2 separate regions of the Homo sapiens genome follow, and region 1 is linked to region 2. The links are chromatin contacts, found by Hi-C in ENCODE. All regions are on one chromosome and are shown on one strand. The core of a region is the stretch at or near the end of the contact, and the rest is flanking DNA. Distances in the headings are between cores, read along the strand shown. Region 1 overlaps LINC00504 (long intergenic non-protein coding RNA 504). Region 2 overlaps LINC01182 (long intergenic non-protein coding RNA 1182).

What was found. Hi-C counts contacts between places; a loop is a spot of excess contacts on that map.
Region 1: a loop to region 2 is called in a map of PC-9, with 7 times the contacts of the local background. The contact joins two enhancer-like sites. A Hi-C loop is called at or near these places in 2 of 168 maps with a recorded cell type or tissue (PC-9 and mammary epithelial cell).

What each region holds. Positions count from the first base shown.
Region 1 is chr4:14,725,222-14,730,860 of GRCh38, forward strand. All of the region lies in intron 2 of LINC00504 (long intergenic non-protein coding RNA 504), which reads right to left. Among named protein-coding and RNA genes, the nearest start is that of LINC00504, 160 kb to the right of the region's middle. Within about 2 kb of position 1,375, at least 3 of the 41 ENCODE cell types and tissues checked have a DNase peak (open chromatin) inside an H3K27ac peak, as active enhancers do; they include PC-9 and mammary epithelial cell, where a contact is called at or near this core.
Region 2 is chr4:13,903,828-13,909,726 of GRCh38, forward strand. The region is part of intron 3 of LINC01182 (long intergenic non-protein coding RNA 1182); the gene reads left to right. All of the region lies in intron 3 of LOC107986182 (a long non-coding RNA gene), which reads left to right. Among named protein-coding and RNA genes, the nearest start is that of LINC01085, 210 kb to the right of the region's middle. RefSeq lists enhancers at 1,245-2,444, 3,139-4,338. Within about 2 kb of position 3,609, at least 7 of the 41 ENCODE cell types and tissues checked have a DNase peak (open chromatin) inside an H3K27ac peak, as active enhancers do; they include PC-9 and mammary epithelial cell, where a contact is called at or near this core.

The DNA of each region.
Region 1 (5,639 bases), core at 125-2,624, 820 kb after region 2:
CCAAAGGGCAGTGGCTCAATAAGTGAATATCCTGATCATACAAAAGGAAACTATAAGAAATGTTGATTGTTCAGATTTCCCAGACAACTTATCAATCTATAGTGCCCCACTCCAGTCAGAGTACCACCTTCTTCAAAGCCTTCAGTGCTGATGCCTAACTCCTATCCACAGGGCTGGTCTGGACCAGAAATCTGTACCCTGACAGTGCTTCACCTATTTGCAGAGACAGAACTACATTTTTCAGAGTCTAAGTCTTTCAGTCTAATATTTCAGCAAAATATTTTAACACCAATTCTGGCCCTATACATTTATCAAAACTGTTCAGCCCCTTCAAATTCTCTTCTCCCAGGAGAGGTGCTGCAATGCTCCCAATATGGTTTGAATGTTTTCTTGTGTTCTCCCAAGAGTCACATGTTGAAATCTGAGCCCCCAAGGTAATGATATTAGAAGAAAGGATTAAGTCATGAGGATCAAATCCTCATTATTGGGATTAGTGCTATTATAAAAGATGCCCAAGAAAGATCCTTGCTTTTTCCATCATGTGAGGACACAACAAGAAGTCGGCTTTCTGCAAGCCAGGAAACAAGCCCTCACCAGGAAAGATATTGATTGGCATCTTAATCTTGGATTTCCCAGTCTCCAGAACTGTGAGAAATAAATTTCTGTTGTATATAAACTACCCAGTCTATGATATTTTTATTGCAACTCAAACCAACTAAGAAACCCCCTCATTCTTCTTAATCACCAAATAAATAGATGTTAGGTCAAGAAAATATACAAACACACACACCTGTTAGGGGTAAGCATCAATTTTCAAACACAATACAATCTGAATCCATCCTAAGTAGAGGAATAAAAATATTCCTGGGAGCAGGAATATTTTCACAATTGTTATTGCTCATATTGATCATATCATCTTTCAACATTAGAAGAGCAATGGCCATTTCCCTTCAGACTCTGTCCTGTATCACTGGTGATGTATGAGAAACAAGGTGCAGTACAGAACCATCTACTCCCACTGGTCAACTCTTAACTACCAACAGGCCAGTAGAACATTTTACATTATTTTAATTTTGTTCGTTTACTCTTTGGTCCAAGTCACTTCTCTGGTAGATTGTCTTTTTGAGATTCCTAGACACAGAAGAAAGGCTGTGTAAGAATCCATCTGTAATTCTTGGAAAAGTAAGACAGTCATTTTTCCAGGGAGGGTCTTTCTCTCAGGTACAGATAACAGCTAAACAGAATGTTTTAGCTCCTTGGAGAAGAGGCCACTGACACAGCCCACGTGTGACAGGTGGATGAGGCAGAAATGAGAGAAGGTTTCCCAGGCAGGTGATCTAAGAGCCAGCTCTAAATAGTTTATAAGCAAAGAAGATAATTTCAGGCAGAATCTGCATGAGCAAAAGTCTGAAGGCAAGTCATAGCATGAAACAACCCGAGAACCCAGGGAATTTCATGCAGGTGAAGCACAAAGAGGCATAAGAGAAGAGTGGTAATAGATGTGTCTGAAGTGGAAACAACAACAACAAAAAAAGCACCTATCATAAATAACGTAGTAAGTAGTATAAGAAATCCAAACACTTCTCTGAAAACAAAGCAAAAGAGTGACAGGTTTTAAGCAGAGAATGGAACTTGGATTTCAGGATTTTGTTTTAGCACTAGAGTTTGCTTCGACCCTATGTGCCCCTCCCGTTGCTCTCTCCCCTCCCATTGCTGGCCTATACCTGAGCGCTGAGTCATTGCCAGGTGCTAGGACTTCTAAGAACATCAACCACAAATCATTACCTGAGAAACAGGCTTATGTTTTTGTTTTGTGGTTTTTTTTTTTTTCATTTTACAATGGAAGAGACCTAACTGAAGTTCCTAGTAATTAAAATAAGCAAATGCTACTTATGTAATGGATTATTAATTATCCTGCCTGTGCTTCTGAATGTCTTGTTTGAATAGATCTTGATATTTAGAGGGGAATTTTGGTGTCAGAGGTGCCTATCTTCTGCGTCATGCATGACTGTTGATCCTTTTCCAAAACAAATTCAAGTCTGCTGACTAATATTTAGATGATAAACTTGACATTTCCATTTCTTAGGTTATTAATCATGTGCTGTATCCCAACTGAGGTTTGCTTTAAAAAGTCCTCTCATATTATCTACACTTTCTCTTCAAGCATTATAGAAAATGTATCTGTGTGGAATGGGAGAAAATTTTTGCAACCTACTCCTCTGACAAAGGGCTAATATTCAGAATCTACAATGAACTCAAACAAATTTACAAGAAAAAAACAAACAACCCCATCAAAAAGTGGGCAAAGGATATGAATAGACACTTCTCAAAAGAAGACATTTATGCAGCCAAAAAACACAGGAAAAAATGCTCATCATCACTGACCATCAGAGAAATGCAAATCAAAACCACAATGAGAACCATCTCACACCAGTTAGAATGGTGATCATTAAACAGTCAGGAAACAACAGGTGCTGGAGAGGATGTGGAGAAATAGGAACACTTTTACACTGTTGGTGGGACTGTAAACTAGTTCAACCATTGTGGAAGTCAGTGTGGCGATTCCTCAGGGATGTAGAACTAGAAATACCATTTGACCCAGCCATCCCATTACTGGGTATATACCCAAAGGACTATAAATCATGCTGCTATAAAGACACATGCACACGTATGTTTATTGCGGCATTATTCACAATAGCAAAGACTTGGAACCAACCCAAATGTCCAACAATGATAGACAGGGTTAAGAAAATGTGGCACATATACACCATGGAATACTATGCAGCCATAAAAAATGATGAGTTCATGTCCTTTGTGGGGACATGGATGAAGCTGGAAACCATCATTCTCAGTAAACTATCGCAAGGACAAAAAACCAAACACTGCATGTTCTCACTCATAGGTGGGAATTGAACAATGAGAACACATGGACACAGGAAGGGGAACATCACACACTGGGGACTGTTGTGGGGGAGGGGGAGGGGGGAGGGATAGCATTAGGTGATATACCTAATGCTAAATGATGAGTTAATGGGTGCAGCACACCAACATGGCACATGTATATATATGTAACTAACCTGCACGTTGTGCACATGTACCCTAAAACTTGAAGTGCAATAATAATTAAAAAATAAATAAATAATAAAAAAAAAAGAAAATGTATCTGTGTGTTGAACCAGCTTCTTTCCCAATAATGTTCCCAGCAAGCCAGGTAAGGAAAGAAGCAATGTTTAATTATGTTAACCTGTCTCCATTCGCAACACAATTAAAATACATTACTGTTGTACAGAGCATGTGAAAATAGTGATAAAGAGTAATTAGACCATGTGGTATTTGACGTTCTGTTTCTGAGTTATTTCACTTAAGATAAAAATGGACTCCGGTTTCATCCATGTTGCTGCAAAAGTCAAATAACACATGTTCTCACTTATAAGTGGGAATCAAAATAAAGTGTACACATGGACACAGATCATGGAATAATAGACTGGAGACTTGGAAAGGTGGGAGGCTGGGAGGTGGGTGAGGGATGAGAAATTATTTAATGGGTACAATGTATACTATTTGGGTGATGGTTATACCAAAATCCCAGACTTCACCACTATCCACTATGCAATATATCCATGTAACAAATCTGCATTTGTATCCCATAAATGTATATATATTTTTAAAAAGAATAATTAGAATATTAATTTCTAAACTCGGAGACCCCCCATGTAGAGGAATGAGCATCAAACCCGGGATCAAAGACCTCCATTTGGACCCAGCTCTGCTCCTGGGTGTGTTTCCTGCCTTAGACAAGCTACTTCACATTTCTGAGCTCTTCACAAGCTGCATTAACGGGGTAAATATGAGACTTTCCATCAAGATTAAAAGCAGGCAGCCTGGTTAAGAGGTAATGCTGTTATTCTTACCATCAATACCATTACACTACTGTGTGTGTGTGTGTGTGTGTGTGTTTAAGAATGATTATTGGGGGCCGATTTTTAGAGCGCTTTTATTGTAAGCAGAAGTTTGGGGTTTGTTGATTTGATTTTGCCTTTAGTAGGCAAGAGTACTGCATTGGGAGCCAGACAGACAGGACTCACACTCACCAGCTGTGTGTCCTCAGCAAAGTCAGTTAATCTCACTTACCCTCTATTTTCTCCTGGGTAAAATGAGTATAATGATACTCTCTACCCCAAAGAGCTGTTACTGTGATTAAGAAGTCTCTGCAGTGTTTGACCTGTGCTAATGCTTTGCTGATGCAATACCTCTCTGAACCCTATGGAAAAGTTTTGCTGGCATTTTCCATTGGAACAAAGGAGTTACCTTCAAGAAAGGTCATCAGGATCAGAGAAGATGGGCAGTGACTTCATCCTTTCTGGGGAGCTTTCTCTGACCCTCCATTTGTTCATTAAAGCATTGCCTCAGCTTGCTGAGCTGCCCTGAGTGTAGGACTGTCTACACTGGGTTGCAATCTCCTGTTTGCTGGGTCATTTTCACAACTGTACTGAAAATTTTTAATCAAAATAATTGTATTTAAATCTCCATTCTCCCTTCAAGGCCATCCACATTTTCTAGAACATGTCCATAAATAGCTGACTAAGATAAAATTGAAGAAATAAGCTACAATAAAATTCTTATGACTCTATATGGGCTATAAGAAATCATCAGGATGTGTAATTATACATTTATTTCAAACAACTTTTTTTCAAGCCTAACTATCTATTAGACATCTTTGTGGATTTTAAACTGTTTATTGAAGTGGAGTTCATAAGCAATGAGAAGGAATCTTATAGCATATGAAAATCAGAATAGATATTTCAAAAAGAGTTGTGGACGCTCAGGAACTGGACACGTGAGAAAAAGAACCAACTTTGAGCCTTTATAATAAAGAAATGGAATGAAGTCCTCTTTGGATACAGGGAAAGAGAATACTAGAAACAGTGCATCTGGGCTACAAGAAGGCCTTGAACACCAGTCTAAAAATTTGACCATAATCAAAAAGGAGCAACTGCAGATTCCTGAGCAAACGAATAGCAGAGTAGAAGACGCCACACTTCACAGCTTCTTGCCAGTTACCTTCTCCAAACACAACCATTGAATAAGATAGCTCTCTTGCCTTGCTTAGAAGTTGATGAGTCTATGGAAATAATCTCCTTTGGAGTTTTCCTTTCTTTATTGCACAAGCTGATCTGTATTCTCTTCCCATCTGGTGGTTACTCTTGAACTACACAGAATTTAGCCCAGGTTTGGAACTACAACGCAAAATAAGTTGAAATAAAATTAATAAAATAAACCATCCCCCTCAAAAAAAAAAAAAACTTTTTTCCAACTTGACAACCCCAGCTAACTGTCTTCCTCCTCCCCAACTTCTCCTTCCTGTCAAGAAGTTGAGTATTGAGTACTATAAAAGCAAAAACCAAAGCAATCTGATCTCTTCTGGGAAGTCAGGGACATTTTGTTTTTTGGCTGTGAAACCGTGCTTAGACCTAAACAGAAAGTACCAAAGTCATTTGTGTGTGTGTGCATGTATATGAGAATGTAGGTAATATTTCCAGGAAAGGGTGATAGCACATATAAATATCCCAAGACATGAGAGAAGATGACTCTTAAAGATTTAAAGAATCAAGGAATCTTCAATAAATGTTAAGTGAGTA
Region 2 (5,899 bases), core at 2,359-4,858:
TGGAATTTCTGAGTGGACAAGCTGAAATTCAGTAATGTCTCCAAGCACTGTGGCTCTCCTTTCAAAATGAACTTCGAGGCTGCCAACCCTGCATGACATAGCCTACAGGCCACTCCACTCCCTCCCTGTTCTCATCAAACAAGAGAAGTTGCACAAGCTGGAGGGGCAGCTGGATCACAGTTTATGCTGCCCCCAGGATGCATCTTTCATCCTAATGGTGCTTATTCAGCTGTGGGGATGCATTGGTATCTAGCTGATTTTTGAAAAAGTGCAAAAGTCCATTTAAAAACACAACCAAATCCTCCTTTTGAGAGAGGCGCCTTGTGTGGGGGTGGGGAGGAAAAGGATGAGAAATTTTTCCGTCTTATTTTCTGATATTCTTTGCTTTGTAGGCGAATACTTACAGAGATGCCTGCAGGCGGTTTTCCAGAGTCCGTTTCTGACCAAAGTCAATAAAGCTCTTTCTCTATGTGGGAAGGAAGCTCTCTTTTAGACTACTTTCTTACTTTGTGCTTTCTTATGTAGATAAGTCATCTAAAAATCACACAGCCACAGGTCCTTATCTGTCAGGGCCTGGTAGCAGCACTAGTGGCATTTTTTTCATCCAATAAACATGAATTAAGTTATTTCTATAGTGCCAGGCACTGAGACAGCTATAAATTGGGGATAGAGGGATTCAGAGGAAAAGCTGCCCTTTCTATTTTTGTGTGTGTTTTCCTACTATGTGCCAGGTACAGTAACTTTTGTGTAATAGTAGTGAGAAAAAGCAATTTAAAAATCATTTCCATTTTATAGAAATTTAGAAGTGGAAACTCTGAGAAGTGAAATAATTTGCCTAAGATCATTCAGGAAGGTATTGAGTGTTTGAGCTGAGCTTTCTGATATTGGCCAGTAGAGAGAAGTGGAATAAAGAAGAAAGGGCACCTTGGGAAGAATTATTGGTATAACAAAAGCAGGGGGTGGTGATGGGGAGATGGGAGGGCCAGATCAGGTTCTGCAAAGAGTTTTGTGCATTGTCGTTTGAACCGTAATAAGAGAGAAGTTTGGATTGGGAGGAAAGCTTGATAACATGAAGCAAGGTTTGGAATATCAAGCTCTGCCAATGAAATTCATTCTTAAACACCTGGATTTATTCCTGTCAACAACAGTAATAGGTAAGACTGAGTTAATAAAGATAATCAAATAATCCATCAGTGATTTTTATTGTGTTTCTCCATGATAAAACCAGTGCGTACTCATTATAAACATTTTGGGAGTGTCAAAAAAAATAGAAAGAAAAAAATTGACCTTTGAGTTATTTCTCAGTGCAGCTACTATGCACCATTTTGTCTTTTTCCTTTAAGTTTTTTTTTCTTCCCTTCTAAATGCTTGGGTTGTTTGGTTTACATAATTATCAGTATAGTGTAAATAAAACTTAGTACCACTTTTCACTTACTTTGTAACATGTAACTTTTTTTTTTTACATGCTATAAGGTCTCTAAAATTTACATTTCATGATTATAATCCACTCATTGAATATACCACACTTAATATAAACAAGGCTTTAGAGTTGGATATTTAGTTGTTTTGTACTTTTCACACCTGATCAATAACATTTTGATGAAAATGTGCTTCAAGTTTTTCTAAAAATTCAAATAATTTATATAAGATGATTTTCCAGGAGTGCTGCTACTAAATGAAAGATCACATGTACTTTTCAGCTCTTCTGTCATAAAACCAATTTAAGTGTTTTGTTTTGTTTTGTTTTTGTTTTAGAGTACCAACAATTTGTCTGGTTATCTGCTAGGCTGACTCAAGAATCTTCATTCTAGTGAGATCGCTAAAAACAATATGAAATATCATAAAGTGCTGGTGATGAGGAATATTAGGAACCTGCGTCACGTATCATGATGAATCAGACTTTCTGCATCACGTATCGTGATGATTCATGACTTTCAGAGCTGGAAGGACCCTCAGAAAAGCATCCAGTCTTGGCCCAAAGCTGCAGATGGGCAAAGCATTTTACAGCAGGCAGCAAAGGCCAGGACAAAGCATGTATTGAGTAAATGGCAGAGCAGTTTTCAGATCTCTAAAATCATCACCTCTTGGTCATTTCTAGCATAAAAGTTCTATGGTACCAAGACTAGTCCTCTGGCTCTATCTGCTTAGACCTGGAATTCTTAGCATTTGATACAGCCCCATTTACAGGAGTATGGCACACTCCCTCAAATAAGTCAATCAATTCAGAGACAGTGTTCCGTCAGAATTTCCAATGGGAAGAGTTTGGTTTGCACCATGTTTGATAGGTTTGTTTTCCCACATATCCCACTCCCAATGTACCAAAAAATGTATCTACCTAGTCAACAAATACTTCTCCCTCTTCATGCTTTCCAAGCCTTTCTTGGGGAGATCACAGCCTCCCTCTATTCACTTCTTAGTAATCCAATCATAGTATCCCAATTATGACCAATAAGATATGAGGGGGAAACCTGCTGGGAAGCTGTTGGGAATACTTTTGTTCATAAAAAATTGTTACATGGAAAAGATATCTTCTTTTGCTGAATATTTTTGTGTCTGCACGTGGTGTCCAGAACTGCAGCAGCAACCTTGTGATCCAGAAGACAGTTAGGAAAATCTGTTGGGATTTCGTAGTAGAATAATGGGGGAAAAAACTGAGTTTCAAATGATGTCTTTGAGTTGATAAATTATATCTGAAGCCTCCCTACACCTCTTGTTATGTGGCAGAATTATTCCTCATTGTTTAAATGAGTTGATATTAAGCTTTCAATTATTTAAATCTCAAAGCATCTTTACTGCTATAGTATATGTGAATGATATCCTCAATCATGGGGCCAGCTCATCTAGATTGCCAGGGTACTGCATTAACAGCTTCTACTTTGGACAGGTGTGTGTTAAAAAATGCTCAGCTTTGCTCTCATCGCCTCAAGGAAATCTTTCTCATCCTCTGCCTAACCTTCAACTCCATTTGGTTTGGATGTTTCTCCTCTGAGCTTTCATAATAACCTCTTTGGTTTTATTGTATTAATGTTGTTTCTGTCTTCCCACTAAGCTTTGAGTTCTTTAAGGACAGCAACTGTTTTAGTCATCTCAGTAGCTCCACTCTTAGAATTCAAAATGGAAAACAAAATAAGTAAGTTATTCACCAGATTGCTGTGACTCTTTTCATTAAGGTATTAAGTGGTGTGTATGTGTGTGTGTGTGTGTGTGTGCGCGTATGGACATCCACATATGTGTTCATATCATTTTTATTAGAATTTGGTACCTTTACTCACTCATATGCCTGCTGTATTTTCTTTTCCTATCTCATTCACATAAGGCAGCATCTCTCATAAATGTAAACCAAACCTAGTTGACATGAAACTCCTATGCCCCCAAGGAAGACTTAAAACTGCTTGGAGTATCTTTTCTTGCTGGAAGGACAATTTGAAGAGTGTGTGGGTCATTGAAAGCAGGAGAGGGATGCCTGTTCATTCTGCTGAAAGACTTCTCATTATGCTACTGGCCACAAGGTGTCCATCTCTCAGTAGGAAGAATGCATAGCTTCTGGAGAGTGTGTCTTCCACCACCCCCAGCTCAAGGGACTTTGAGAAGTTGTTTAAGGATTGTGTAGGTGGCTTGAGACTCTATCCAAAGGAATAGGAATGTGTGATCTATAATAGTTACTCAATGACTAAGCTACAAGCATCACAAGGCCTGCAGATGACTAATAATTATTCTCATTCTACAGGGTATGGTTTGCAAAACAAAGTAAGCAAGGCCTCTGCTCTTTTGTCCTGTGAGTCATTCCTGTAAAATGAGTACCCTGGGCTCCAGTGGTAAGGTGCAGAGAGTACCAGGAATACTAGCTGGTATTTTCCACTTTTCTCCCTGCCTGCTCTATCCACCTATCTCCCCTACAGTCGCAGTCCTTTTGGGGCCACACTTCCCCTTGAAAGCCTTGAGGGGAGGCTGTGCTGTGCTGGGGTTAAGAATCCGACTTTGACTTCTAACATAGAGGCTCACATCTGGACTCCCTCATTCCCAGATGTGTGGCTTGGGCAAAAGACTTAGCTTCTCTGAGCTCCAGTGGTTCTCATTCTTAGGTGGAGATAATGAAGTAAGTTATAGAATTGTTATGGAAACTAATGGATATAAAGTGCTTAGTATACTGCCTTGGTGCAGACTAAGAGCCCAAGAAATGGTAATTATTATTAAGATTAGCTAAAAGTTTTCCTCAGGCTGTCTGCAAAGAGTGAAATAGCTGTACAATTTAGGGACTTTTTTAAAAAAAAAAACTTCTCTAATCTTTTGTTTACTCATCTTAAAAACCAATTATAATAATCTTTACCTTGCAGTTTTGTAGGCGAAGTACAGCAGGACATGGCAAAGTGTATGGCATAATGTAGTTCCTTTACACATACATATTTTTTCTTTTTTCTTTTCATGGTGGATGGAAGATTCCTTTGGTGTGTTCAAATTCCTAAAGTAGCTCTTTCAGGCCTTTATGGTAGAAGGTGTTAGTTCTTCAGCACTAACCCCAGAAGACTGGTTTCCTAACACTGGCATATACACTGATGCTGGGTATTTATCTGCCTTGGAAGATAAAAGGGGTTTGGGGTTTCTGAAAATGGCAGAGGCCTGGGCACTGTTGACATGTATTACCCTGGATAGGGTGTGGCCAGGTGCAAACCCACAGAGGCCAGACCCTGGGCAGTACAATTTAGAAGTAACATAGACAAGGTGATGTCTACAGGGCTCATTCCCAAATGTTCTGGGCCAGGAACTATGATGGTGTGCTTATTTAAGTGTAGAGAGGAGGAGGAGCCCCTCACTAATGACATCCACTGGGCTTCCTGCCATTCTTCCCACTGTGGGCTCACAGATGAACTTTACTCGATTTCGACTAATAAATGATGTGGCATTTTTTGGATGCTAATGTGGAATAAGTTCAAATTGAGTATATCTATAAGCAACAAGTAAGGTAGGGCCTACTCAGAAAGGCTTAATAAATGATAGCTAATATTATTCTTATTCTCTCTCAAAGAGAGATAGGGTTTCAGGCACAAAACTTGAGTGTGGATTTTGGAGTCAGAAGCAAGAATATCATTGTTGGCTCCATCAGTTACTGTCTTTGTTCTCTTAGGCAAGTCGTTAAACCCTCCCTTTGCTCATCTATATGGTTCAGATGTTAAGAGTCTCTTTCACAGAGTGTGGTTGGTCATAAGAGTTAAATGATGGAATCAAGTCTAGCTTGTATAATTGATTGATAGTTGTTATTATTAACACTACCATGATTGTATAGTAGCTGTTGAGGGAAGCTTTGTGCTTTTCACATTACAGTTCCTGAAGATCAGTGTAGAAAGGTAAGAGTTCAAGACCATCAATTCCAACTCTATTGTGCTTATTAACATTCACTCTAGAGGATTCTGGGATGCTTTACAGTGAATATGTAGGCTTAGAAAAACATCTTTTGATAATAGCCATGCATTTTCATGTTGATGGTCCTGACATTAAAAGCTCTGCATGGTTGGAAATGACCAAGGACAAAGGTAGGGTGATAGGATATTTTGAAAAACTTTCAAGGCAATAGTTTTTTCTTTGGGAGTAGTGTTAGAGTGGAAAAAAAAGAGTAAAAATTTTGGGAACATGGAAATATTGCAATTTCATCTATAATGCCCTTTGGAGATATAAATTAACTTTATTCTTTTAGCAAAATAAATCATTTGTCATAAACTTTTTTTTTTCCCTTTAAAGATCTAAAGACCTGGTGTGGGATGAAGAGAGAAACCTCTAAACATTTGGAGGATGTTTTTCTTTACTGCTTTTCGGAAGTTATTGAGAGTAAAAACAAATCTTCTTTAAAATCACCTGCCACATTTTGTTTTGGGAGACTCTTCGTCCTGGATTTAGTGCAGACTAA